Regions from separate parts of the Homo sapiens genome. Here region 1 is linked to region 2. Evidence: chromatin loops called from intact Hi-C (ENCODE). Cell type or tissue: HepG2. All regions are shown on one strand. Links, peaks and the distances in the headings refer to the core of each region. The heading gives the core; the rest is flanking DNA.

What was found. Peaks named below come from ENCODE experiments on the same cell type or tissue, not always from the same donor. Only the 100,000 strongest peaks of a DNase experiment are listed, where the experiment ranks them.
Region 1: it touches region 2 in a loop (9-fold over the local background); 3 of 110 quality-filtered maps call a loop at or near these places.

Annotation. Positions count from the first base shown.
Region 1 is chr20:30,276,814-30,289,681 of GRCh38, reverse strand. It overlaps LINC01597 (long intergenic non-protein coding RNA 1597), which reads left to right and starts at 3,145. Exons shown (of 2, transcript NR_145432.2): 1 at 3,145-3,242; 2 at 7,547-10,776. LOC107985433 (putative uncharacterized protein LOC401522) reads left to right here. Exons shown (of 3, transcript NR_171672.1): 2 at 1,297-1,411; 3 at 2,210-2,654. In HepG2, for the core only: a CTCF peak has its summit at 3,312 (motif pointing left); a DNase peak (open chromatin) is centred at 3,271.
Region 2 is chr20:29,586,826-29,603,061 of GRCh38, reverse strand. No RefSeq gene overlaps it. Among named protein-coding and RNA genes, the nearest start is that of FAM242B, 46 kb to the right of the region's middle. In HepG2, for the core only: no CTCF peak of the experiment used is centred there; no DNase peak of the experiment used is centred there.

The DNA of each region.
Region 1 (12,868 bases), core at 255-8,254, 690 kb before region 2:
CCTGGGCCTGCTCCACAAAGTTTGAAGGGTGGGTACACACCAACCCAGGCAAGTTGCTCCCCCAAACCCATGACTGACTAATCTGATATGACAAAAGCCCATGATGGATTTGGTATATGTTAATTCACAATGCCCTTTCCTCCAGAATTTAACTATAAGTTAATACACACCGGAAACCACGCGCATACACGCTCCTTAATGGGCTTAGGTATTAGCGAGTCCTAACGATGCATACAAATGTGCTCTGCGCTCTGTAGAACCCTCAAGATTTATGTGCCTTGAGCTCTCTGAAGCTGTAAACAAGGAGAAAAAAAAAAAGAGAAAGCGAAAGCGACTGGGGGGAAGAGACAGAGGCCTGACTCGCCCCTCCAGGTTGTGGAGAGAAGGGATTCTTTATGTATTTTCCTTTCCTTGCAAGCTCGGTGCGTGTGGGTTTTGGCGTTGGTCTGGGGGTGGTGTTCTGCCTGAATGCTGGTGTGCGTGGGCAGTGTGTTGTTTGAGTGCTGCGGTAGGATGCCTGCCTCTTCGGATTGCTGTGCAGGGGCCTGAACACAGCAGGCATTTGTGAGCATATATGCATGAGTGTGCACTGTGTTAGGGTGTGTGTGTGTGTATGTGCGTGTGAGAAAGAGAGAGAGACAGAGAGGGAGAGGCAGGCTTCCCCCTGGGCCAGGCTGCTGTCCCCTGAACAGTGGTGAACAAATCTCTAACAACAATCATAATAACAATAAATAATGAATAATAATAATAAAACAGTAGTTAACAGTCCCTCCATAACAGAATAACAATAAAATGCAAGAGGAAATATTTTGAGGTGGAGACAGAAGGAGTCAGGATCACAGCATCTGAGGGGGAGATAGGAAAGGAAGGGAGGAAGAAATCTTAATATGCTCTTGGTGGGGCTGGGGTTGGGAACCCCTTTCCCAGACAAGGGACGGAAGAGGGGAAGGAGAGCCAGAGACCACTCTTTATTGCTTTTTTTCTCAGGCTTCTGCTTTGTGTGATCAGAGAAGGGATCCCACATATGGGAATGGTTAGTGGCTTTTGGGACTCTCCAGGAGCCTCTGTTTTAAGAATGAGGCCAAATGTGCAGGCTCAGGCCAAGCGGCAGAGATGAATGAGGTGATGACCACAGCCTTGATCCGGCAGGAGCTCAGAGATGCCCGGGAAGACGGGGGGCCCGAACGGAAGCAGAAAAACACTTATGGCCGCTGGGAAGTTGGGAGAGCGAGGCTGGGGCTCTGGCAGGCCCAGGGAAAGTTCCCTGTCTAGGCTCTTTATTAAAAAATTTAAAAGGAGGAGTTGAGGCACCTTGAATATTCCTTCGCGAGTTTGGAGACTAGCCGATTTTTCATGAAGCAAGCAAAGACCGCGGTCCCGGATCCTGCAACTTCTACCTCATTTTCTCCAGGTACAGTTTTCTGGTCGTTTAATTAGTTTGTTTTCTTGGCGGTGATGGGAATCACAGGCGTAGAGATAATAAGTTTGCTAGAGAGGAAGCCACCCCACAGTTTCGGGTCTAACAAAATCCCTCCTTTAAAAACATTTGTACCCCCAATAAAAATAAAATTAAAGAGGAATATAGAAGCACAAATTAGCCAACTTTTTTAAAAGAGAAAAAAGAAAAGAAAATCATCGTAACAAATGAGCGTGAGAACTTCTAAAAAATTTGTCACGAACCCTTTCAGAGGTCTGGATTCTTTTCCAGTAGCCAGTGACACATTTGGTCTGAAAAGAGAAATACACTATCCACTGAGTCACTTATTTAAAGCCAGCACACACACACACACACACACACACACACACACACACACACACACACACAGACACGCATTCAGAAAGCTCTGGGTGCCCTCACATTTGAAAACAACACCTGGTGGAGGACGCTGCGATACCTAATTGGACAAACAGCAATAAAATAAGACCAGTGGAAGTGCTGAGCACAGGGCGCAGGGCTAGGGCCCAGGTTTTGTGTTCAGGCCTGCGGCGAGGCAGCGGCCCTGGGCGATGGGGCGCCGGGCGGTCAGGCACCGGCTGGCGACTCCGCTAGGCCTCCGAAGCCCGGCCTGCAGACCCTTTCTCCCAACCTCTGTGCCTCGTGGGCTCTCTCCGCTCCGACGCCTGGTCGGGGCTTCCCTGTTGAGAGGGTTTTAGGCAGAAGGGCCAAACGACTCAAGCCAGACTCTGCTTTTTCATTTTTCTCCCTTAGGCCTCTCCACTTGCCCGAGCTCTCAGCCACCAGGAGACAGACGGAAGGGGCTTCTGGATTGCGTTGGGAGCGGGCACTGTCCCCTACCCACTCCTGCTCAGTTTCCCAAAGTCCAGCGACTTCCGACCCTCCTTGGGGGGAAAAATACCAGTACCCAGACACCTTTGCACCCTGTTATATGACTGGGCTTGCTTCAGGAATATCTTACAAAGAAGAAGAAGAAGAAAGAACGGCTTGGAGTCATGTTTACATCTAGTTCTACTGATCCGTTCACATCTGGAGAGTTTATTTATAACTCCCTCTATAACTCTCTGTTTGGAGACACTGTGGCTCTATTGACAGACTGATATCTAGGAAATATTGCTCTATGTCTAACCGTACCTAAATGTGCTGTGGTTGTATTTACAGATTTATGTTTGAGGGAAATATAACTATTTCCATTGTATTTGTGCATATACAGTAGTTATAGGAGCAGATTTATATATGGGAAAATATACGACTCTCTTACAGCCATCCAGCTTTATGTACATTTGATATCCTGACAGATTTATATCTCTGAACAGCTATATAGATAAAAACGTATATTGTTAGAATTATGTATCAGAAGATATATACTTATTGATTGTGAAATAGAGTAGTTAGAGCATTCATTTAGAGCCATATATGGCTATGGAGATATTGCTATATTATTATCACTATATATAGGCATATCTATTTATAACTACATAGTTATAAAAATACATATAAGTAATTACAGTCCTATATGTGCATGCTGCAATCTCTCTCTAGAGTTATAGACACTTTCAAATATAACTCTATAGAGAGATCTGTATGCATATAAGGTGTAATTATCTTGTGATGTGTTTACATTGGGACTTAGGCCCGTCTGTCTAGAACACACATATTTATATGTAGGGGCTGGGAGAGACTTGTTCATAGATATCTGCAGAGGGCCAACTGGAAACACTGTATCTGCCCTCTAGGAAACCAGCTAGGAGAGTTGTGTACTTACGGAGGGATGGAGTTACAAAAGGTAAATAGAGCTTAGTGAGCCTTAAGGAGGGGAGGTGAATGGAGGGTGGGTAGGTGGTGGGCTCCCCCAGGCGGAGACGGGGGAAGCAGCAGGGGCTCCCAGCCTCAGGCCTGCCCGGACGGTGTTGGTTGGAGTGAGTCTCCCCAAATGTCGTGCCGCCGTCCGTGATCTCGAGGACCGGTTGGCCTGCGTGCCCCTGGGCTGCTCTTTCACCCGAGGGTCGTTCTGGTTGACAGCAGAACCCCGCAGCCTCAGGGGTTGCCTGGTGGTGTGTGTTTCAATGCCTCTGCTGTATGACCCTTTGTTTGTGTGTGTGTGTGTCTCCCATTCTCCCTTCTCTCTCTGTCTCTCAGTCTCTGTGTGTTTCTTTCCCACTCTCTGTGGGTTTGTGTGTGTGTGCCCGTGTGCTTGTGTGTCTTTGGCTGAATATGCCCTGTGAACCACAGAGCTGTCTCTTGCATGGCGGCCTGTCTTTGTTGAACCTCTTTCTGTGTCTCTGCCTGGGTCATGAGGCCGGTTGTCAATCGTTTTCGCCCCCGCGGATCTGCTTTGGCTGCGTGAAAGCCTGGCCCACGTGAGAAGATGCGTCGGTCTTGGAGCAATTGCTGTCTCGTCCCCATCCTGAGCGTCCTCTTTTCTAGCATCAAGAGGAACACACTGCAGATGAGGACAAGAGCCCCACAGGAGCTCTTTGTCCCACAGGAGATCAGCGGACCCACGTCAGAGAAGATGTTTGAGTCTTTTCGCGGCTCTTCTCTGAGAAATGAAGCCACACCACGATACAGTCAGCAAGAGGAAGCCAGGAATGAGAGATGGCAACAATCCCTGTCCCTGGAACGCTGGCCTCCCTGCACAAGCCACCCTTTAGGAACCCCACCCCTTATGCCTGTGACGGTGGCAAGGTGCTGTATCCTGCCTGGGCTCCGGCCTCTGCTCTGTCCTCCCTCTTGCTCTGCCTCCCCTGTTTCTCAGGGACCTGGATGCCTCTCGCTCTGGCCAAATGCCTTCAACTAAGATGACTTCCCACTCCGTCAGGGAGACACTTCCTGGAGACCCGTGTCGTGATTGTTTGTCTCTCCAAATGTGTTTCTGCTTGATTGGGCAGGTCTCATGGCCCGGGAACACTTGGCTTCCATAGGTGTCTCAGGCAGGTGTCTTCTCCACGTTTCCCCTCATGGGTGGGTGGATTACCTAGAATGAGCGCTAGGCGACCGTGACTGGCCTTGTCTTCCACGACAGGTGGTGTCGCATTTCCTCTGCACTTCCTGTCTCATTCTTGAGGGACATCCTCTCCTCTGCTCCTGGGTGGACTGAACCCCTTGATCTTCTGGCCGAAACGAATGTAAGGGAAACAAAGGGACTGGTCTAGGGCTGGGGGCTGGGGCTGGGGCTCTGTGCAGCCGAAGTTGCGTCAGGGCTGCCAGGGCCTTGGAGGGTTGGGGTTGGGGCGAATTTTGCAGAAACCTCTTTGCTCCTCCGGTAGGCATTCGAAAACGTGGCTTGGGTCAGTCACAGGCCCCCCCCACACCCCTCGGGTCCCAGGTGTTTTCGATTTTCCTTGGCATTGATGGAAATGTCACCTGTTTTCCCCTTCCACCGGCACACGCCTGGACAACACCCTTTGTTTCGCCGTCGCCCCGTATGCCTCCGGTGACACACGTTAACACCAACTGCTGTGGGATAGGCCAGGGCCACGCGTAGTCACATGGTCTCTGCCTCGGGTTTGCTCCTGTTCCTCTTTGCAGGTGTCCTGTAAAGCCCTGTCGGCTTACCGGAGCCCCAGGGCTTTTAGAAGTGGGGCAGGCCACTGCTCTTTCAAAGGAGGAGGGCATTGAAAAACACACCTCCAGGCAATCCCTGAGGCTATGGGGTTCTGCTCTCGATGAGAACGACCCTCGGGCGAGAGAGCAGCCCAGGGGCATGCAGGCCGAACTGTCCTAGAGATCACGGACCGAGGCACGAATTCTGGGGAGACTCACCCCAACCAACACCATCCGGGCAGGCCTGAGGCTGGGTTCCTGTGCTGCTTCCCCCGTCTCCGCTGGGCTTTCCTCATGGTGGTCGGCCCTTTGCGACTCCTGGCATCTGGAGACATTCCCGTCGACCCCGTGAAGTTGTTAGGCCGGAGCCTCAGATCCCCGAAACCCAAGCACGCCAGGGAGGGCTCCTGCTTCGCCAAGCCTCGGAGACTGGTTTCTAAGACAACCGTGGGAACCACTGTGACGGGAGAAGCCGCTCGCGCCTCGCGCATGCGCATTGGGTGAGACGATTTGCGCTCCACTCCTGAGAGATAGGCTGCGTCCCCTTTAAATATCGCCACTGCCGCGCGGCGGCCGCGATGCTCCTGCTGCCGCCGCGGCGGCGGCTGGATCCTGGGTCCTGTTTGGGGTGGCGTGGGAGAGGGGGCCGCGGGTGTCTCGTCCTGTCCCAGGCCCAAACCCCCAGGAGTCCTGTCCTCAGGACCTCCTTGAGCCGACTTCCACTGAGGGAGGGGGAGCTTCAGGACGCCTGCTGTGTTCTCCGGACTCCCGTTGAGATCCGATTTTGGCCCCCTCCCAGTGAGATAGGATGGGCTCACCACATCTGGTGAGGCAGACAGGGCCTCGCTGTAGCACAGAATGATCCCGTAGGTCTCAAGGCCTGGTGTCAGCTGCAAATTCACTGATCCATCAGCCCTCTGCCTCCCTCCTCCTTTGAAAGAGCAGTGGCCTGCCCCGCTTCTAAAAGCCCTGGGGATCCGGAAAGCCGACCGCGCTTTACAGGTCAACTGCAAAGAGGAACAGAGGCGAATCCTAGGTGGAGACCATGTGACCACGCGTGGCACTGGCCTATCCCACAGCAGTTGGTGTTAATGTGTGTCACCGGAGGCATACAGGGCGATGGCGAAACAAAGGGTGCTGTCCAGGCATGTGCAGGTGGAAGGGGGAAACAGGTGACCTTTCCATCAATGCCAAGGAAAATCAAAGAACACCTGTGACCCCGTGGGTCGGGGTGCTGCCTGTGCCTGAGCCAAGCCACGTTTTCAAATGCCTACCGGAGGAGCAAAGAGGTTTCTGCAAAATTCGCAACAACCCCAATCCTCCACCAACCCGGTAGCCCTGACGCAACATCGGCTGCACCCAGCCCCAGCCCCAGTCCCAGCCCCCAGCCCTAGCCCAGTCCCTTTGGTTCCCTGACATTCGTTTTGGCCAGAAGATCAAGGGAGTCAGTCCACCCAGGAGCAGAGGAGAGGATGTCCCTCAAGAATGAGACAGGAAGTGCAGAGGAAATGCGACACCACCTGTCGTGGAAGACAAGGCCAGTCACGGTCGCCTAGAGCTCATTCTAGGCAATCCACCCACCCATGAGGGGAAATGTGGAGAAGAAGGAAGCTTCCCTGCCTGAGACACCTATGGAAGCCAAGAGCTCCCGGGTCATTAGACCTACCCAATCAAGCGGAAATACTTTTTGAAAGAGAAACAATCACGACACGGGTCTCCAGGAAGTGTCTCCCTGACGGAGTGGGAAGTCATCTTTGTTGAAGGCATTTGGCCAGAGCGAGAGGCATCCAGGCCCCTGAGAAACAGGGGAGGCAGAGCAAGAGGGAGGACAGAGCAGAGGCCGGAGCCCAGGCAGGATACAGCACCTTGCCACCGTCACAGGCATAAGGGGTGGGGTTCCTAAAGGGTGGCTTGTGCAGGGAGGCCAGCGTTCCAGGGACAGGGATTGTTGCCATCTCTCATTCCTGGCTTCCTCTTGCTGACTGTATCGTGGTGTGGCTTCATTTCTCAGAGAAGAGCCATGAAAAGACACAAGCATCTTCTCTGACGTGGGTCCGCTGCTCTCCTGTGGGACAAAGAGCTCCTGTTGGGGCTCTTGTCCTCGTCTGCAGTGGGTTCATCTTGATCCTAGAAAAGAGGCCACTCAGGATGGGGATGAGACTTCAATTGCTCCGGGACCGAAGCATCTCCTCACGTGGGCCAGGCTTTCACCCACCCAAAGCAGATCTGCGGGGGCGAAAATGATTGACAACCGGCCTCATGACCCAGGCAGAGACGCAGAAAGAGGCTCAACAAAGACAGGCCGCCATGCGAGAAACCGCTGTGTGGTGCACAGGGCACATTCAGCCAAAGACACACACGCACAAGGGCACACACACACAAACCCACAGAGAGTGGGAAAGAAACACACAGAGACTGAGAGACAGAGAGAGAAGAGAGAATGGGAGACACACACACAGACACACACAGGCTCACACACACACATACACACACAGACTCACACACAGAGTCATCCAGCAGAAGTATTGAAATACACACCCCCAGGTAACCCCTGAGACTGCGGGATTCTACTCTCGACGAGAACGACCCTCGGATGAGAGAGCAGCCCAGGGGCACGCAGGCCGACCTGTCTTAGAGATCACGGATGGCGGCACGACTTTTGGGGAGAGTCAACCCAACCAACACGGTCCGGGCAGGCCTGAGGCTGGGATGCTGTGCTGCTTTTCCCGGACTCCGCCTGGGGTTTCCTCATCCTGTTTGGCGCTTTGCGACTCCTGGCATCTGGAGACGTTCCCGTCGACCCCGTGGAGAGGTCAGGCCGGAGCCTCAGAACCCTGACACCCATGGACTGCCGCGGAGGGCTCCTGCTTTTCTAAGCCTCGGGGACTGGTTTCTAAGACAACCGTGGAACCACTGTGATGGGAAAAGCCACTCGCGCCTCGCCCAGGAGCATTGGCTGGGCGGACTCGCGCTCCGCTCCTGGCAGTCAGGCTGCGTCCCCTTTAAATAATGGCAGCGCTGCGGGGTGGCAGCGAGGCTCCTGCTGCAGCCGCGGAGTCGGCTGCATCCGGGGTCCAATTTGAGGCAGCGTGGGAGAGGGGCCCCGGGTATATTGTCCCAGGGCAAAAGCCCCAGGAGTCCTGTCCTCAGGACCTCCTTGAGCCGACTTCCACCGATGGAGCGGGAGCTTCAGGAGGCTTGCTGTGTTCTCAGGACTCCCCTTCAGATCCATTTTGGCCTGCTGAATGAGATAGGATGGGCTCACTACATCTGGTGAGGCCGTAGGGCCTCGCTGCAGCACAGAATAATCCCATAAGTCTCAAGGCCTAGTGTCAGCTGCACTTTCACTGATCCATCAGCCCTCTGCTTCCTTCCTCCTTTGAAAGAGCAGTGGCCTGCCCCGCTTCTAAAAGCCCTGGGGCTCCGGAAAGCCGACCGCGCTTTATGGGACTGGTAGAAAGAGGATCAGGGGTGAATCCGAGATGGAGACCATGTGACCACGCGTGGCACTGGTGTATCCCACAGCAGATGGTGTGAATGTGTGTCACCGGAGGCATACATTGTGATGGCGAAACCAACAATGGTGTCCAGGAATGTGCCCGGTCGAAGGGGGGAATGAGTGACCTTTCCATCAATGCCAAGGAAAATCAAAGAACACCTGGGAACGAGGAGGGTGCCTGTGCCTTAGTCCAAGCCACATTTTGAAATGCCTGCCAGAGGATTAAAGAGGTTTTGGCAAAATTCACCCCACCCCCAACCCTCCATGGCCCAGGTAGCCCTGACCCAACCTCCCCTGCAACCAGCCGCAGACCCAGCCCCAGCCCCAGCCCAGTCCCTTTGGTTCCTTTCCCCGACATTCGTTATGGTCAAAAGATCCAGAGACTCAGTCCACCCAGGAGCAGAGGAGAGGATGTCTCTCACGAATGAGACATGAAGTGCAGAGGAAATGCGACACCACCTGTCCTAGAAGACAAGGTCTGTCACGGTCGACTAGCGCTCATTCCAGGCAATCCACCCACCCATGAGGTGAAACACGGAGAGGAAGGAAGCTTCCCTGTCTGAGAGAAGTATGGAAGCCAAGAGCTCCAGGGTCGTCTATCCTGCCCCATCAAGCAGAAACAGGTTGAAAGAGATAAACGATCACGACAGGGATCTCCAGTAAGTGTCTACCTGACGGACTGGGTTGTGATCATTGTTGAAGACATTCAGCGAGAGCGAGAGGCATCTAGGCCCCTCAGAAACAGGGGAGACAGAGCAAGAGGCAGGACAAAGCAGAGGCCAAAGCCCAGGCAGGATACAGCACTGTGCCACTGCCACGGCCATGAGGGGAGGGGTACCAAAAAGGTGGCTTTTCCAGAAAGGCCAGCGTTCCAGTGACTATCTGTGAAAATGCTTTGTGATGCGTGGGTTATCCCTCAGAGTTAAACATTTGTTTTGACTTAGCAGTTTGGAAACACTCTTTTTTAAGAATCAATGAAGGGATATTTTGAAGCCCATGGATGAGTATATTGAGAAACTAAATATCCCACCATAGAAACTAGCAAGAAATTATTAGTGAAAATGCTCTGTGATGTGTGGATTCATCTCACAGAGTTAGACTTTTGTTTTTATTCTGCAGGTTTCAAACACTTTTTTGTGGAATCTACAAAGGAACATTTCAGAGCCCACAGAGGCCTATAGTGAAAACTGAATATCTTGTGATAAAAGCTAGAAACAAGCTATCTGTGAAAATGTTTGTGATGTGTGGATTTATCTCATAGAGTTATACCTATGTTTATATACAGCAGGTTGGAAACACTCTTTTAGTAGAATTTAAAATAAGAAATTTCTGAGTCCTTGAGGCCTATTATAAAGAAATGAATATCCCTGATAAAAACTGACAACAAATTATCTGTGAAAATGCTTTGAGATATGTGGATTCATCTCGCAAAGTTAAACCCTTGTTTTGGTTCAGAAGGTTGAAAATACTCTTTTTGTAATATCTATGAAGGGATATTTTGGAGCCCATAGAGGCCTATACTAAAAACCAAATATCCCAGGATAAAAACTAGAAACAAGGTATGTGAGAAAATGTTTTGCAATGTGTAGAATCATCTCACAGAGTTAAACCTTGTTTTGATTGGGCAGGTTGGAAACATTCTTTTTGTAGAATAAAAGAAGGGACATTTTGGAGCTCATTGAGGCCTATAGTGAAAAACCACATATGCCATGATAAAAACTAGAACAAGCTATCTGTAAAAATCTTTTGCAATGTGTGGTTTCATCTCACAGAGTTTAACCTTTATTTTGACTTAGCGCTTTGGAAACACTATTTTTCTAGAATCTGCAAGGGTACATTTCAAACCCAATGAGGCCTGTAGTAAAAAACTGAATATCCCACGATGAAAACTAGAAACTAGCTATCTGTGAAAATGCTTTGAGATGTGTGGATTCATCTAATGGAGTTGAATGTTAGTTTTGATTCAGCAGGTTGGAAACTTAGCAGTTTGGAAACATTCATTTTGTAGAATCAAAGAGGGGACTTTTCTTAGCCCCCTGAGGCCTATAGTGAAAAATCAAATATCCCGTGATAAAAACTAGAAACAAGTTATCTGTAAAAATGCTTTGCAATTTGTGGATTTGTCTCACAATGTTAAACCTTTGTTTTGATTTAGTAGGTTGGAAACTCTCTTTTTGTACAATTGATGAGGAGATATTTCAAAGCCCATTGATTGAGGCTTGTAGTGAAAAACCTAAAATCCTAATAAACACTATAAAGAAGCTGTCTCTGAAAATGCTTTGAGATGTGTGATTTCAACTTATAGAGTTAAATCTTTCTTTTTATTCAGCAGGTTGGAAACATTCTTATTGTAGAATATACGACAGGACATTTCAGAGCAAATTGAGGCCTGTAGTGAAAAACAGAATATATTGTGATAAAAGCTAGAAACAAGGTATCTGTAAAAATGCTTTGTGATGTGTAGTTTTATCATACAAAGTTAAACCCTTGTATTGCATCAGCAGGTTGGAAACTCTCTGCTTGTAGAATATATGAGAGGTCAATTTGGAGCCCATATTGGCAGGTAGTGAAAAACCAATATCCCATGATAAAAACTAGAAAAAAGCTATCTGTGAAAAAGCTTTCTGATGTCTGGATTCATCACACAGAGTTAAATCTTTGTTTTGATTCAGGAGGTTGAAAACACTGTTCCTGGAAAATCTATGGAAGGCGGGTTGGAAATACTTTTTTTTAGTAGAACCTATGAAGAGACACTTTGGAGCCCATTGAGGACTGTAGCAAAAATACAAATGTCCCATGATGAAAACTAGAAAAAGTTTTATGTGAAAATGCTTTGCAATGAGTGGATTCATATCACAAGGTTAAAGCTTTGTTTTGATTTAGCAGATTGGAAGCACTATTTATGGAGAATCTACAAAGGGACATTTTATAGCCCATTGAGGTCTCTTTTAAAAAATCGAATGTCCCACAATGAAAACTAGTTATAAGCTATCTGTGAAAATGCTTTGTGATGTACAGATGCTTCTCCCAGAGTTAAACCTTTGTTTTTATTCTGCAGGTTGCAGACAGTCTAATTCTGGAATGTGTTAAAAGACATTTCAAGGCCCATTGAGAACTACAATAAAAAACAAATATTCCTTGATAAAAACTAGAAAAATCTATCAGTGAAAATCCTTTGTGTTGTGTGGATTCAACTGAGAGTTAAAATTGTTTTGATTCAGCAGGTTGGAAAAACTCTTTTTTAGAATCTATGAAGTGACATTTCACAGCCCATAGAGGCCTATAGTTGTAAAACCAAATATTCTGCTATAAAAACAGGAAACAAGCTATCTGTCACAAAGTTAAACCTTTGTTTTATTACAGCAAGTCGAAAACAATCTTTTTGAAGAACATTCAGAGGAATATTTTGAAGCCAATTGAGGCCTGCAGTGGAAAACCAAATATCTTATCATAAAAACTTGAAAGAAGTTATCTCTGAAAATGCTTTGTGATGTGTTCATTCGTCTGACAGAGATAAACCTTTATTTTGATTCAGCAGGTTGGAAACACTCTTTTTGTAGAATCTGGGAAGGAACATTTCTGAGCCCATTGAGGCCTATAGAGAAAAATCTAATATCCTGTGATAAAATCTAGAAACAAAATATCTGTGAAAATGTTTTATGATGTGGGAATTCATCTATCAGAGATAAAACTTTTTTTGATTCAGCAGGTTGGAAAAACTCTTTGTAGAATCTATAAAGGGATATTTCAGAACCCATTGAGGCCTACTGTGGAAAATTGAATATTCTGCAATAAAATCTAGAAACAAGCTATCTGTGTAAATGCTTTGCCATGTGTGGGTTCATCTTACAGAGTTAAACCTTTGTTTTTATTCAGCAGGTTGAAAACATTCTTTTAATAGAATCTACAAAGGGACGTTTCAAAGTACATTGAAGGTTATACTGAAAAACCTAATACCAGTGATTAAAACTAGAAGCAAGCTATCTGTGAAAATGCTTTCTGATATATGGATTTGTTTCACAAACTTAAACCTTTGTTTTGATTCAGCAGGTTGGCAACACTCTTTTTGTACAACCTATGAAGGGACATTTTGGAGCTCACTGAGGCCTATAGTGAAAAAATGAATATTTCAAAATAAAAACTAGAAACAAGCAATATTTGAAAATGGTTGGTGGTGTGTGGATTCATCTCACAGAGGTAAACCTTTATATTGATTCAGCACACTGGAAACACTCTTTTTAAAGAATCTACAAAGGAACATTTTGGAACCCATTGACAAGTATATTGAAAAAGTGAATATGCCACGATACATACTAGCAACAATCTATTAGTGAAAGTGCTTTGTGATGTGCGGATTCATCTCACAA
Region 2 (16,236 bases), core at 4,604-12,603:
CGGCCTAAAGAAACAGAATTTTATTAATCAGCTGAGTTAGCATTACAGTGGCTTAGGAATCATTTGCCATTGTTTGAGGTTGCAGTGAGGACAACATGAAACACCTGATGAAAAACCTTCACAAAACCTGTCTCTTTCCAACAGCTTAGCTATGTGAGAATAGCTTTTATAACATGACAACCCTAAAAATAAAACCATTTTAAAGTTAAAGCTGTCCTTCCAGTTGCTGTTTCAAACTTTATCCCAAGAACTGAGGTGTCGTTCAGTAAAAGGCAACTACAGACTTCTCAGCAGTAAGGCTAAGCACTTGTTTTACATTTTCTGGTGATGAATTTATTTCTTGTCTTTGAGTTTACAGTGACAGCTATAAAAGTGATTGTCAATAGTATTAGTATAATTTAATTTCTAATAGAATGTGTTTTCCATGTATGTTTTAGTCAGAGCTATGATTTTCTTAATAATACCAGAACTTGTTTTGTGCTCTATGATGATGATATTAGTGATCTGTATTCTCAGCAGTATTTTACAGTACTTCAGACTATTAATACATTAATCTGTGTTTTTGGCTGGGTGCTGTGGCTCATGCCTGCAATTCCAGCACTTTCAGAGGCTGAGACGGGTGGATCACTCAAGCTCAGAAGTTCGAGACAAGCCTGAGCAACATTGTGAAACCCCCTCTTTACTAAAAATACAAAAATTAGTTGGGTGTGGTGGTGGGCACCTGTAATCCCATCTACTTGGGAGGCTGAGACAGGAGAATCGTTTGAACCCAGGAGGCGGAGGTTGCAGTGAGCTGAGATCGCACCATTGCACTGCAGCCTGGGCAAAAAGACGGAAACTCCATCTCAAAGGAAAAAAAAAAAGAGTAAATAGTAAGATCGGGCATGGTGGCTCATGTCTGTAATCCTAGCACTTTGGGAGGCTGAGGCGGGTAGATCACCTGAGGTCAGGAGTTCGAGACCACCCTGACCAACATGGAGAAACCCCATCTCTACTAAAAGTAGAAAATTAGCCAGGCTACGTGGTGCATGCCTGTAATCCCAGCTGCTGGGGAGGATGAGGTAGGAGAATCACTTGAACCCAGGAGGTGGAGGTTGCAGTGAGCCATGATCACAACATTGCACTCCAGCCTGGGCAACAAGAGCGAAACTACATCTCAAAATAAAATAAAATAAATAAAATGAAGAGTGCATAGTGTTCCTTTATGTGTGTGTGTGTGTGTGTGTGTGTGTGTGTGTATCATATTTTCTTTATCCATTCATCCTATGCTGGCCTCCTAGGTTACTTTCATATCTTAGCTATTATGGATAATGCTGCAGTGAATATGGTAGTGCAGTTATCTCTTCAGTATGCTGATTTCAATTCCTTTCGCTATACACACACAGGTGGGATTGCTGGAACATATAGTAATTCTATTTTTAATTTCTGATGAATCTCCATGTTATTTTCCTTAATGGCTCTATTCATTTACGTTGGGAAATATAATTACTTTTTTTTTTTTTTTGAGATGGAGTCTTGCTCTGTTGCCCAGGCTGGAGTGCAGTGGTGTGATGTAGGTTCACTGCAAGCTCCACCTCCTGGGTTCACACCATTCTCCTGCCTCAGCATCCTGAGTAGCTGGGACTACAGGTGCCTGCCACCTGCCTGGTTACTGTTTTTTGTATTTTTAGTAGAATGATGTTGGGAATGGACTGGTTTATTCAATAAATTGTGTTAGGTACATTGACTAATAGTGTGTAGGATTGAAGTTATATTTACTGAATTCTTTAAGGTATAGTCAAAACAGACTGAATAATTAAATGTAAAAATGATCTGGAGAAAACCTTCTTGTTTGGTTTTTTGAGATGGAGTCTCACTCTGTCATCCAGGCTGGAGTGTAGTGGGGCGATTTTGACTGACTGCAACCTCAGTTTCCCAGGTTCAAGTGATACTCCTGCCTCAGCCTCCCAAGTAGCTGGGATTACAGGCATGTGCCACCACACTCAAATAATTGTATATGTTTTAAAATAGGAATAGATTTTCTAAGCTAAACTGAAGATAAATGCTAAGGAAACAGTGAGATTTGACTTGATAATTATGTGTGTGAATGAATCAGCCAATTAATAAAATGAAAACAGGGCAGGGGCAGTGGTGCATGCCTGTAATCTGAGCACTTTGGGAGGCTGAGGTGGGTGGATCACTTGACGTCAGGAGTTCAACACCAACCTGACAAACATGGTGAAACCCCATCTCTACTAAACACAAAAAAGTAGCTTGTTGTGGTGGCACATACCTCTAATCCCAACTACTTGGGAGGCTGAGGCAGGAGAATCACTTGAACCTGGGAGGCGGAGGTTGCAATGAGCTGCGATCACGCCATTGCACTCCAGCTTGGGCAACAAGAGCAAAACTCTCTCTCAAAAAAAAAAAAAAAAAAAAAATCTCTGCCCCACCAAGTTTTTCACATAGAATGATTAAGGTTTCCAGAGCCCATGCTACCTCTGGGGGCTCCTACCCCTCCCACACCACACATATATCTTGACAGGGCTAGTTACAGAGAAGAAAAGGCCTAGTAAATTAATATCACAATCATTTCCACATACCCACCAAAAGACTCAAATTAAAATTTTGACAAAATTAAGTATCAAGAAGAATGCGAAGATTTGGGAAGTATCAGACATTGTAAGACTGTCAGTTGGTGTGTTAACATTGGGATGAAACCAATAATAGCTAGTAAAATGGAAGATATGTTTCCCCTGTAACCTATGGTTTCACCTCTTGTTTTATACTGTTCACTATACACACTATACACACTAATGGTAAACAAATAGAAATACACAAATGTTCACAACAGCATCATTTGTAACTGGCAAAAATGAACACAACCCACATGTCTACCAACAATGAAGGGTTACACACTGGTGTACTGTATTTTTATTTTTATTTTTATTTTTATTTTTATTTTTAAGATGGGGTCTTGCTCAGGACCCCAGGTTGGAGTAAAGGGAGCGATCTCGGCTCACTGCATTCTCTGCCTCTCAGGTTCAAGTAATTCTCCTGTCTCAGCCTCCTGAGTAGCTGGTCTTACTGATGGGTGCCGCCACTCCCAGCAAATTTTTGTATTATTGGTAGAGACAGGGTTCCACCTTGTTGGTAAGGCTGGTCTCAAGCTCCTGACCTGAGGTAATCCACCTGTCTCAGCCTCCCAAAGTGCTGGGATTACAGGTGGGAGCCACCACGCCCAGCCTTTTTTTTTTTTTTTTTTTTTTTTGATACTGAGTCTCACTCTGTTGTCCAGGTTGGAGTACAGGGTGTAATCTTGGCTCACTGCAACCTCCACCACCTCCCAAGTTCAACTGATTCTCCTGCCTCAGCCTCCCGAGTAATTGGGATTACAGGCACCCACCACCACGCCCGGCCTTTTTTTTTTTTTTTTTTTTTAACAGAGTCTAGTTCTGTCACCCAGGCTGGAGTGCAGTGGTGCAAACTCGGCTCACTGCAACCTCCACCTCCCAGATTCAAGTGATTCTTCAGCCTCAGCCTCCTGAGTAGCTGGGACTACAGGCACATGCCACCACGCCCAGCTAATTTTTTTGTATTTTTAGTAGAGATTTGGTTTCACCATGTTCGCCAGCATGGTCTCGATCTCCTGACCTCATGATCTGCCTGCCTCGGCCTCTCAAAGTGCTGAGATGACAGGCATTAGCCACTGCATGGCCTAATTTTTGTAGTTTTAGTAGAGATGGGGTTTCACCATGTTGGCTAGGGTGGTCTGGAACTCCTGAACTCAAGTGATCTGCCTGCCTCGGCCTCCCAAAGTGCTGGGATTATAGACATGAGCCATCGTGCCTGGCTGGTGTACTGTTTTAATAGAATGCAGAAACAATGCTAAGTGTAAATATTAAATACTTAATATTGGGTAAAAGGAGCCAGAGGCAGCAGGATACAGACTTTTACTCCAATTATGTAAGAGAAAAACCAGGCAAAACCAGACTTGACTTTAGGCTTCTAAAAAATGCATAATAAGGCCAGGCACTGAGGTCAGGAGTTCGAGACCAGCCTGACCAACATGTAAAACCCCGTCTCTACTAAAAATACAAAAATTAGCCAGGCGTGGTGGCATATAGCCCATGCCTGTAATCCCAGCTATTCGGGAGGTTTAGGCATGAGAATCACTTGAATCCGGGAGTTGGAGGTTGCAATGAGTCAAGATCATGCCACTACACTCCAGCCTGGGTGACAGAGCAAGGCTCCATCTCTAAAAAAAAAAAAAAAAAAGAAAAGAAAAGAAAAGAAAAGAAAGAAAAAAATAAATAATAAAATTATAAAGAGAACCAAGGAGAGAAACGCAGACATCCACAGGTAATGTGGGTATCTGTTATATCTGTTACTAACAAGGGAAGGAAGACTTTAGGATCAGTTAGGGGCAAACAGAGGACTTCTTGGTGGTGATAGTGCTCTAGTTCTTCACCTGGATAGGTATCACACAGATGTTTATTTAATAACTGATGTATCCCTATCTTTGTTTGCATATTTCACAATAAGAATGAAATAGAGGAAAGGAAGGTGAATGGAAAGAGATTTCTCCATTCATCCAAATTTTAAAGTCATGTTTTTCCTCAGGTTCTTCTCCAAGTTCTATCTGAAATGGTGAAAGCAACCAAGTGCGGTGGCTCACGCCTATAATCTCAGCACTTTTGGGAGGTAACACAGTGAGACTCTGCCTAAAAAAAATAAAAATAGAGAACAACAGAGTAGTTATCAGGTAGAGAGGAAGGGAGGAAATAAGGACATGTGGGTCAGAGATACACAGTAGCAGATATGTCAGATGAACAATCCTATACATCTATATACAACATGAGGACTATAGGTAATAAAATTGTACTGTATATGGGATTCATGCTAAATAAGATTTTACCTTCCCTTGCCACAAGAAAAAATGTGTGTATCTGTGATAGATATGGTAATTTGCTTCACTATAGTAATGAATTTTTACTATGTATATGTATTCTATAACACCATATGTGTAGCTTAAATATATACAATAAAATTTATTTTAAAGAGAAAAAAATGCCCAGGTGTGGTAGTTCACACTGGTAATCCCAAAACTTTGGGAGGCTGAGGCGGGCGGATCACGAGGTCAGGAGTTTGGCCAACACGGTGAAACCCCGTCTCCACTAAAAACACACACAAAAAATTAGCCGAGTGTGGTGGCACACACTGTAATCTTAGCTACTCAGGCAGTTGAATTGCTTGAACATAGGAGGCAGATGTTGCAGTGAGATGAGATCTCACCATTGCACTCCAGCCTGGGTGACAGGCCGAGACTCCACCTCAAAAAAAAAATGTGTATATATATATATATATATATATATATATATATAGAGAGAGAGAGAGAGAGAGAGAGAGAGAGAGAGAGAGAGAGACAGAGACAGAGACAGATAGAGAGAAAATTTATGAAAGTATGCCCAACAAAATTAAAATGTTGACTGTAAAGTGAGCTACTGAGTGACTGGGGTGCATGAGAGAAAAGGTTACTTAACATTTTTATACCTATTGAATTGTATCCTATGTATGCATTATAAATTTAAATGTGCAATAATGCAGATAACTGAAATGTGGGTATGCTTTGATTAGGACTTTGCATTTCCCATTTGCTCAAATTCCTTATGATTCTAGATGCATATGAATAGAAATACAAAATGTAAGGAGACACGGGACTTCTGATAGCCCTTTCTTCTTTCCACATTTTGTGTCTCTGGCTGTAGTCTGCCATATGACTCCATATGGCTAATGAGCAAAATATTTTTCAGATGGATACATGTGACCAAGCATTGCAAGTTAAAGATATTTCTGAATCTTGGACCTCTTATTTACAGTGAAGCCCCCTCATGCATAGTAAAGCAGTGAGGAATGTAAAAGGTTGCTGCATCGATAATCAATTTCTGGTGAGCAATAATTATAGGTAATGTAAAATGGGACAATTATTGCTTTCCATCATATCTTGAAAGAACTCTTACAGTCCATGATTTTGAAAAAAAATCTAAGTTCACTCTTTTCTTTTCTATTAAAAAAAGACATTATCCAGTAGAAGTTTAAGAGTAAAATCTGAAGGCAGCTTATCTGACCTGGCCACATGGTCTTGCCACTTGTTAAATATAACTTTCTACACACTAACTTCTCCAGACCTCAGATCTTCAACTCTCTAAAATGGAAACCTAGTAGTATTTGTCTCTAGACCTGCAGCTGAACTGAGCATTTTAGGGAGGGAACAAACATACACACGATATATATATAGTCAGATTATGAACCCAGTGTAGCCCAGAATGCAAAAATTTCTCAGTAACAGAGATCCCCAAGAGAAAAATATGATTTAGCTTATCTCAGTGGCCTTTCATGTGGCAAATGAAAAGTTAAAGTCCATAATGAGAAATATATGGGAAGCCAGTGACACCATCCATTCAATGTAGACTCTCAACATCTGTGACAATCATTCCCTGTTGTACCCCAACCTGCTTATATATTGGGGTGATATCATCTTTTGATCATAACATACATAAACCTCAAGCTTCAGTAAGAAATATTTATGAACAACCAGATATTCTGTGCTTCCAGTCAAAACTCAGGTAGATCACATTTTATGTGACAGGAGAAGGCACAGTTGATGCCCAGTTAACCCTGAGATCATCTCTGCCTGCAGCTTCCTATCATCATAGCAAGCTCTTTCCCTGCAGTCCACCATTTGTATCTGCCCTTTGCTATATAGATAGCAAAAATAAGCATCTGAAAAGATGCTTAACACCATATGTCACTAGGGAATTCAAATTAAAACAATGATGAGATACCACTACACATCTATTAGACTGGCTCAAATCCAAACACTGAGACCACCAAATGCTGCTGAGGATATGGAACAACAGGAACTCTCATTGATCGCTTCTGGGAATGCAAAATGGTAAAGCCACTGTGGAAGGCAGTTTTGCAAATTCCTGCAGAACTAAACATATGCTTACCATATGATCTGGCAATTGCATTCTTTGGTATATACTCAACTGACTTGAAAACTTATATCCACTCAAATTCTGCACATGAATGTTTATAGCAGCTTATACATAACCAACAAAGATTGGAAGTAACCAAGATATCCTACAATAGGGAAACAGATAAACTAACTGTGAAACATTCATACAATGGAATATTCTTCAGGAATAAAAAGAAATGAACTACCAAGGCATGACAAGACATGGAGGAATCTTAAACACATATTTCTAAGTGAGAGAAGCCAATGCAAAAAGGCCACATAGTGTAGAGTTCCAATTATATGGAATACTAGAAAAGGCAAAACTAGGCAGATGGCATTATAAAAAGTTCAGTGGTTGCCAGAGGCTTGAGCAGAGGGAAGGATGACTAGGTCGAACACAGAAGATTTTTAGGGCAGTGAAACTTTTCTGTGTGACCCTATAATGGTGGATATATTGCTTAAGCATTTGTCAAAGCCCATAAATGGTAGAACACAAAGAGTGAATCTTAATATAAGCCATGAACTTAATAATATCAATGTTGGCTCATCAAGCTTAACAAATGTACCACACTAACAACATGATAATAGAGAAAGTGTATGTACTGTGGTGTGAGGCAGATATTAGAGATCAATATCCTTTCTGGTCTATTTTTCTGTACACCTACAACTGTTCTAAAAATTAAGTCAATTATTTATTTGTTAATTATTATTTTTTAATTTATTTTTTGAGATGGAGTCTCACTCTGTTGCCCAGGTTGGAGTGCAACAGCACGATCTTGGCTTACTGCAACCTCTGCCTCCCAGGTTCAAGTGATTCTGCTGCCTCAGCCTCCTGAGTAGCTGGAATTACAGGCACGTCCCACCATACCCGGTTAATTTTTTGTATTTTTAGTAGAGATGGGGTTTCACCGTGTTAGCCAGGATGGTCTTAATCTGCTGACCTCATGATCCACCCAACTTGCCCTCCCAAAGTGCTTAGATTACTGGCATGAGCCATCGCACCAGGTCTTATTTATCTTTTTAGACAGGTTTTAGCTCTGTCACTCAGGCTGGAGTGCAGTGGTACAATCATGGCTCAATGCAGCCCCAACCTCCAGGGCTCAAGTAACCCTCCCACCTCAGCTTCCTGAGTAGCTGGGACCACAAGCGTGTGTCACCATACCTGGCACATTTCTTAGACCTCTGAAAAGATGCTCAACACCATATGTCACTAGGAATATTCAGTATTCAAATAGAGGCTTCAATGGGCTCTGAAATATCCCCTCCTGAACTCTATAAAAAGCGTGTTTCCAACTGGCTGAATGAAAACAAAGGTTTACATCTGTGAGATGAATTCACACATCAGAAAGCGTTTTCACCAAGAACTTTTCTAGTTTTATAGCAAGATGTTCATTTTTTCAATATTGGTCTCAGTGGTCTCCAAAATGTCCCTTTGTACAGTCTACAAAAATTTTTGCCAACGTACTGAATCAAAACAAATGTTTAACACTGTGAGATGAATTTTCACATCACCAAACATTTTTACAGATAGTTTCTATCTAGTTTTTAATCACAAAACTTTGAATTGTTCCCTATAAGCCTCAAAGGGCTCTAAATTGTCCCCTCTTAGCTTCTACTAAAAGAGAGTTTTGAACCTACTGTGTAGAAACAAAAGTTTAACTCTGTGAAATAAATCCCCACATTGCAAAGCAATTTCACAGATAGCTTTCTTCTAGTTTTTATCATGAATTATTCAGCTTTTCACTATAGGCCTCAGTGGGATCCAAAATGTCCCTTCATACATTCTACAAAAAGAGTGTTTCCAACTTAGCTGAATCAAAAGAAAGTTTAAGCTGTATGAGATGAAACCGTAAATTGCAAAGCATTTTCACATATAGCTTCTATAGTTTCTATCATATAATATTCAGTTTTTCACTATAGGCCTCCATGGGCGATGAAATGCCCCCTCATAAGTTCTATAAAAAGGGGTTTCCAACATGCTGAATGAAAACAAAGATTTAACTTTGTGAGATGAACCCACACATCACAAACCATTTTTATAGATAGATTTTCTCTAGTTTTTATTGCAGAATATTCGATTTCATGCTATAGGCCTCAATTTGCTCCCAAAGTTCCCCTTGTAGATTCTACAAAAAGAATATTTCCAACCTGCTGAATCAAAACAAATGTTCAATTCTGTGAGATGATATGCAAAGCTTTTTCACAGATAGCCTGTTTCTAGTTTTTATCCTGGGGTATTTGGTTTTTCACTGTAAGCATCAATGGGCTCTGAAATGTCCCTTTGTAGATTCTACAAAAAGAGTGTTTCCAACCTGTTGAATCAAAACAAAGTTTTAACTTTGTGAGATGAAACCACACATCTCAAAGCATTTTCACCCATAGCTTTTTTCTAATTTTTACCATGGATTATTGGTTTTTCACTAAATGCCTCAATGGACTATGAATTGTTGCCTTGTAGATTGAACAACCAAAGAGTTTCCAACCTGCTGAAGGAAAACACAGGTTTAACTTTGTAAGATGAATCTACCCATTGCAAAACATTTTTACAGATAGGTTGCTTTGAGTTTTTATCAAGAGATATTTGATTTTTCACTGTGTGCTTCAATGGGTTATGAAATCTCCCCTTGTAGATTCTACAAAAACAGTTTCCAAACTGATGAATCAAAAGAAAAGTTCAACTTTTGACATAAAATCACACATCACAAAGTATTTTCAGAAACAGCTTCTTTATAGTATTTATCACAGGATATTAGATTTTCCAATATTAGCCTCAACGAGCTCTGAAATGTCCCTTTGTAGATTGTACAAAATGAGTGTTTCCAACCTATGGAATAAAAAGGAAGGTTTAACTCTGTGAGATAAATCCAGGCATCACAAAGCATCTTCACAGATGGCTTGTTTCTAATTTTTATTGTGGGATATTTGGTTTTTCACAAAAGGCCTCAAGCACTCCAAAATATCCCTTTGTAGATTAATAACAAGAGTGTTTTATGGCTGCATAGTATTCCATGGTGTATATGTGCCACATTTTCTTAATCTAGTCTATCACTGTTGGATATTTGGGTTGGTTCCATGTCTTTTCTATTGTGAATAGTGCCGCAATAAACATACATGTGCATGTGTCTTTATAGCAGCATGATTTGTAGTCCTTTGGGTATATACCCAGTTCATGTCCTTTGTAGGGACATGGATGAAATTGGAAATCATCATTCTCAGTAAACTATCGCAAGACAAAAAAACAAACACCGCATATTCTCACTCATAGGTGGGAATTGAACAATGAGAACACCTGGACACAGGAAGGGGAACATCACACTCTGGGGANNNNNNNNNNNNNNNNNNNNNNNNNNNNNNNNNNNNNNNNNNNNNNNNNNNNNNNNNNNNNNNNNNNNNNNNNNNNNNNNNNNNNNNNNNNNNTGCTGAATCAAAGCAAATGTGTACTCTTTTAGAGGAATCCACACATCACAAAGCATATTTCAGATCACTTGTTTCTAGTTTTAAAGCATGATATTCGGTTTTTCACTATATGCCTCATCGGGCTCAGAAATGTCTCATAGTAGATTTTCAAAAACAAGTGTTTCCTACCTGCTGAATCAAAACTACAGCTTAAATCTGTGAGATGACTCCAAACCTCACAAAGCATTTTCACAGACAGTTTTTTCCTAATTTTTATCACAGGATATTTGGTTTTTCAGTATAGGCCTCAATGAACTCTGAAATGTCCATTCATAGGTTCTATAAAAGTGTGCCCAATTCCCTGTATAAAAGCAAAGGTTTAACTCTGTGAAATGAATCTACACATTGGAAAGCACACAAATAGCTTGTTTCTAGCTTTTATGATGAGACATTTGATTCTTTACTATTGGCCTCAATGGTCTCAGAAATGTCTCTTTGCAGATTCTACAAAAAAAGTTTTTCATTTTTCTGAACAAAAATAAAGGTTTAACTCTTTGATATGAAATCACACATCACAAAGAATTTTCACAAATAGCTTGTTTCTAGGGTTCATCACTGGATATTGGGTTTTTCACTATAGGCTTCAATGGAGGCTTAATTGTAACTTCTTAATTCTACAAAAAGAGTGTCCCCCAACCTGCTGTATGTAAATAAAGGTTTATCTCTGTGAGATAAATCTTCACATTGCAAAGCATTTTCCCTGATAGCTTGTTTCTAGTTTTTATCTCGGGATATTGATTTTTCACTATAGGCTTCAATGGGCTTTGAAAGATTCCTCTGTAGATTTCACAAAAAGAGTGTTTTAACCTGCTGAATCAAAACAACGTTTAACTTTTTGAGATAAATCCACACATCACAAAGTATTTTCACAGGTAGTTTTTTTTTTTTTTTTTTTTTTTTTTTTAGATAGAGTCTCACTCAGTCACCCAGGCTGGAGTGCAGTGGCCTGATCTCGGCTTCCTGGGTTCACGCCATTCTCCTGCCTCAGCCTCCCAAGTAGCTGGGACTACAGGTGCCCGCCACCAGGCCTGGCCAATTTTTTGTGTTTTCAGTAGAGACGGGGTTTCACCATGTTAGCCAGGATGGTCTCGATCTCCTGACCTTGTGATCTGCCTGCCTCAGCCTCCCAAAGTCCTGGGATTACAGGCGTGAGCCACCACACCTGGCCAATAGCTTTTTTTACTTTTATTGTGCGATATTGGTTTTTCACTACAGGCTTATATTGGCTTCAAATTATACCCTCATAGATTCTACAAACAGTGAGTTTTCAAGCATCTGAAGCAAAATAAAGGTTTAACTTTGTAAGATGAATCTGCACATTATTGCTGGATATTCGGTTTTTCACTGTAGGCATCAATTTGCTCTGAAATGTCCTATTGAAGATTTTACCAAAAGAGTGTTTCCATCCTGCTGAGTCAAAAGAATGGTTTAATTCTGTGAGATGAAATCACCAATCATAAATCATTTTCAGAGACAGCTTCATATAGTTTTTATCTCAGAATATTCGGTTTTTCACTATAAGCCTCAATGGGCTTTGAAATACATCCTCATAAATTGTACAAAAAAAAAAGCAGTTTCCAAACTGTTGAATCAAAACAAATATTTAATGTTGTGAGATAAATTCAAATATCGCAAAGCATTTTCACAGATTTTTTTTCTAGTTTTTATCGTGGAATATTCGGTTTTTCACTATAGTCTTCACTGGGCTCAGAAATGCCCTTTGTAGGTTCTACAAAAAGAATGTTTCTAACCTGCTGAACCAAAACAAAACTTTAACTCTTTGAGGTGAATCCACACATTGCAAGCATTTTCACAGATAGCTTGTTTCTACTTTTGATCGCAGAATATTGTATATTTTACAATAGGCCTCAAAGTGCTCAGAAATGTCCCCTCTTAGATTCTACTAAAAGAGTGTTTCCAAAATGCTGTATAAAAATAAAGGCTTAACACTGTGAGATGAATCGACACATCACAAAACATTTTCACAAATAACTTGTTTTTACTTTACGTCACGAGATATTCAGTTTTTCAATATATTCCTCCATGGGCTCTGAAATGTCCCTTCATAGATTCTATGAAAAGACTGTATCCAACTGACTGAATCAAGACAAAGGTATAACTCTGTGGGAGAAATCCACACATCACAAGGCATTTTCACTGATGGCTTTTTTCTAGTTTTTATCATGGGATAATTGGTTTTTGACTATAGGCCTCAATGGGCTTCAAAGTGTCCCTTTGTAGATTCTACAAAAAGAGTGCTTCAATCCTGCTCAATCAAAGCAAAGGTTTAATTCTCTGAAATGAATCTACACATCACAAATCATTTTCCAATATAGCTTGTTTCTATTTTTTATTGTGGGATATTTGATGTTTTACTTTAGGCCTCAATGGGCTCTGAAATGTGTCTTCTTAGATTCTACATAGAGTGTTTCTCACCTGCTAAATCAAAACAATGGTTTAACTTTGTGAGATAAGTCCACACATTGCAAAGCATTTTTACTAATAGCTTATATCTGATTTTTATCATGGGATATTCAGTTTTTTCAGTGTAGGCCTCAATGGTCTCTGAAATGTCCCCTCGTAGATTCTACAAATAGAGTGTTGCAACCTGATAAATCAAACCTTTAATTCTGTGAGATAAATCTATAAATCTACACATCTCAAAGCATTTTCACAGATAGCTTGTTTCTGGTTTTTATCACGGGATATTTGATTTTTCACTGGAGACCTCAATAGGCTCTGAAATGTCCCCTCATAGAGTCTACAAAAAGAGTGTTTTCAACCTGCTGAATAAAAACAAAGGTTTAACTCTGTGACATAAAATAACAGATCATAAAACATTTTCACAGTTGGCTTGTTTCTAGTTTTTATCACGTGATACTCAGTTTTTCATGACAGGGCACAATGGGCTCCAAAATGTCCCTTTGTACATTCTACAAAAAGAATGATTTTGGTCTGCTGAATAAAAACAAAGGTTTTATACTGTGAGAGGAATCCACACATAGGAAGGAATTTTCACAGATAGCTTGTGTCTAGTTTTCATTGCAGGATGTTCAGTTTTTTCATATACTTCTTGATGGACTCTGAAATGTCCCTTCATAGACTACAAAGAAAGCATTTACAACCTGCTGAATAAAAACAAAGGTTTAACCCTGTGAGTTGAATCCACACATCACAAAGCATTCTCATATATAGCTTGTTTCTAGTTTTTATCTTGAGATATAACATTTTTAACTTTAGGCCTTAATTTTCTCTGAAATTTGCCATTTTAGTTTCTACAAAAACAGTGTTTCAACCTGCTGAATTAAAACAAGGTTTAACTCTGTGATATGAATTGACACATCACAAAGTATTTTCACAGATAGATTTTTACTAGTTTTTGTCATGGGATTTTCAGTTTTTCACTAATGTCTTTCATGTACTCTGAAATGTCCCTATGTAGATTTTACAAAAAGAGTGTTTCCGACCTACTGAATCAAAATAAGTGTTTAAATCTGTGAGATATATCCATACATTGCAAAGCACTTTCACAGATTGCTAGTTTCTAGCTTTTATCATGAGATACTTGGTTTTTCACTATAGACCTCAATAGGCTCCCAAATGACTCTCACAGATTGTACAAAAAGAGGGTTTTCAAAGTGCTGAATCAAAATAAAGATTTAACTCAGTGAGGTGAATCCACACATAGCAAAATATTTTCACAGATAGCTTGGTTTTGTTTGTTTGTTTGTTTTGTTTTTATTGTGGGATATTTCATTTTTCACTATAGGCCTCAATGGGCACCAAAATGTCTTCTCCTAGATTCTACAAACTGACTGTTTCCAACTTGCTTAATCAAAACAAAGGTTTAACTCTGTGATGTGAATACACACATCCCAAAGGATTTTCACAGATAGCTTGTTTGTAGTTTATATCTCCTCGTATTTTGTTTTTCACTGTAGGTTTCAATGGGTTTTGAAATGTTTCTTCGTAGATTGTGCAAAAAGAGATTTTAAAGTCTGCCAAATTAAAACAGTTGTTTAACTCTTTGAGATGAATCTGCACACTGCAAAGCATTTTCACAGATAGCTTGTTTCTAGTTTTTATCATGGGATATTCGGTCTTTCACTGTAGTAGTCCTCAATGGACTCTGAAATGGCCCTTAGTAGATTCTACAAAAAGAGTGTTTCCAACCTGCTGAATCAAAACAAATGTTTGATTCTGTGGAAGGAATCCACACAATGCAAAGCATTTTCACAGATAGCTGGTTTGTAGTTTTTATTGCAGGATATTCAGTGTTTTAATGTACTTCTCCATGGGCTCCGAAATGTCCCTTCATATATTCTACAAAAATAGTGTTTTCAACATGCTGAAAAAATAACATATGTTGAACTCTGAGAGATGATTCCCCAAATCACAAGACCTTTTCACAGATAGCTTGTTTCTAGTTTTCACTGTGGGATATTTAACTTTTCACTATAGGTCTCAATGAGCTTTGTAATGTCCTTTTGTACAATCTGCAAAAAGAGGGTTTCCAGCCTGCTGAATCAAAACAAAGGTTTAACTCTGTGAGATAGATCCACACATTGCAAAACATTTTCACAGATATCTTCTTTCTACTTTTCATTGTAGGATACTCGCTTTTTCCAAATACTTCTCCAGGGGCTCCATATTGTCCCTTTGTAGATTCCACAAAAAGAGTGTTTCCAACCAGCTAAATCAAAACAAAGGTTTAACTCTGTGGAGTTAAATCTATGCATTGCAAAGCATTTTCACAGATAGCCTGTTTCTTATTTTTATCACAGGATATTCAGTTTTTCACCATAGGACTCAATGGGCACTAAAATGTCTTCTCATAGATTCTAAAAACAGACTGCTTTCAACCTGCTTAATCAAAAGAAAGGTTTAACTCCATGATATGAATCCACACATTGGAAAGCATTTTCACAGATAGCTTGTTTGTAGTTTTTTTCTCCACATGTTTTGTTTTTCACTATAGGCTTCAATGGGCTTTGAAATATTTCTTTGTAGATTCTGCAAAAAGAATGTTTCCAACCTGCATATTTAAAACACTGGTTTAACTCTGTGGCATGAATCCACAATGGCAAAGCATTTTCACAGATAGCTTTTTTCTTGTTTTTTTTTTTTTTTGGGTGGGGGGAGATATTTGATCTTTCACTGCAGGTCTCAATGGGCTCTGAAATGGCCCTTCATAAATTCTACATAAAGAGTGTTTCCATTCTGCTGAATCAAAACAAATATTTAACTCTGGAAGATGAATCCACACATCCCAAAGCATTTTTACAGATAGGTTGTTTCCATTTTTTATCATGAGATATTAGGGTTTTCACTATAGGTTTCAATGGGCTCTGAAATGTTTCTTCGTACATTCTAGAAAAGGAGTGTTTAAATTCTGATTGAACTGAATGTTCAGATTCTGCCGAATCAGAAGAAAGTTTTAACTCTGTGAGTTGGATCCACACATTGCAAATCTTTTTCACAGATAGCTTGCTTCTAGTTTCTTTCATGGGATATTTGGTCTTTCACTATAGGCCTCAATGGGCTCTGAAATGTTTTTATGTAGAATCTACAAAAACAGTGTTTCCAAACTGCTGAATTAAAACAAAGTTTTAAATATGTGACATTATTTCACATATCACAAAGCATTTTCGCAGATAACTTGTTTGTAGTTTTTATCATGGGATATTCTGTTTCTCACTATAGGCCTCAGGGGTTCAAAATGTCTTTCCTTAGATTTACAAAAAACGTGTTTCTAGCCTGCTGAATGATAACAAATATTT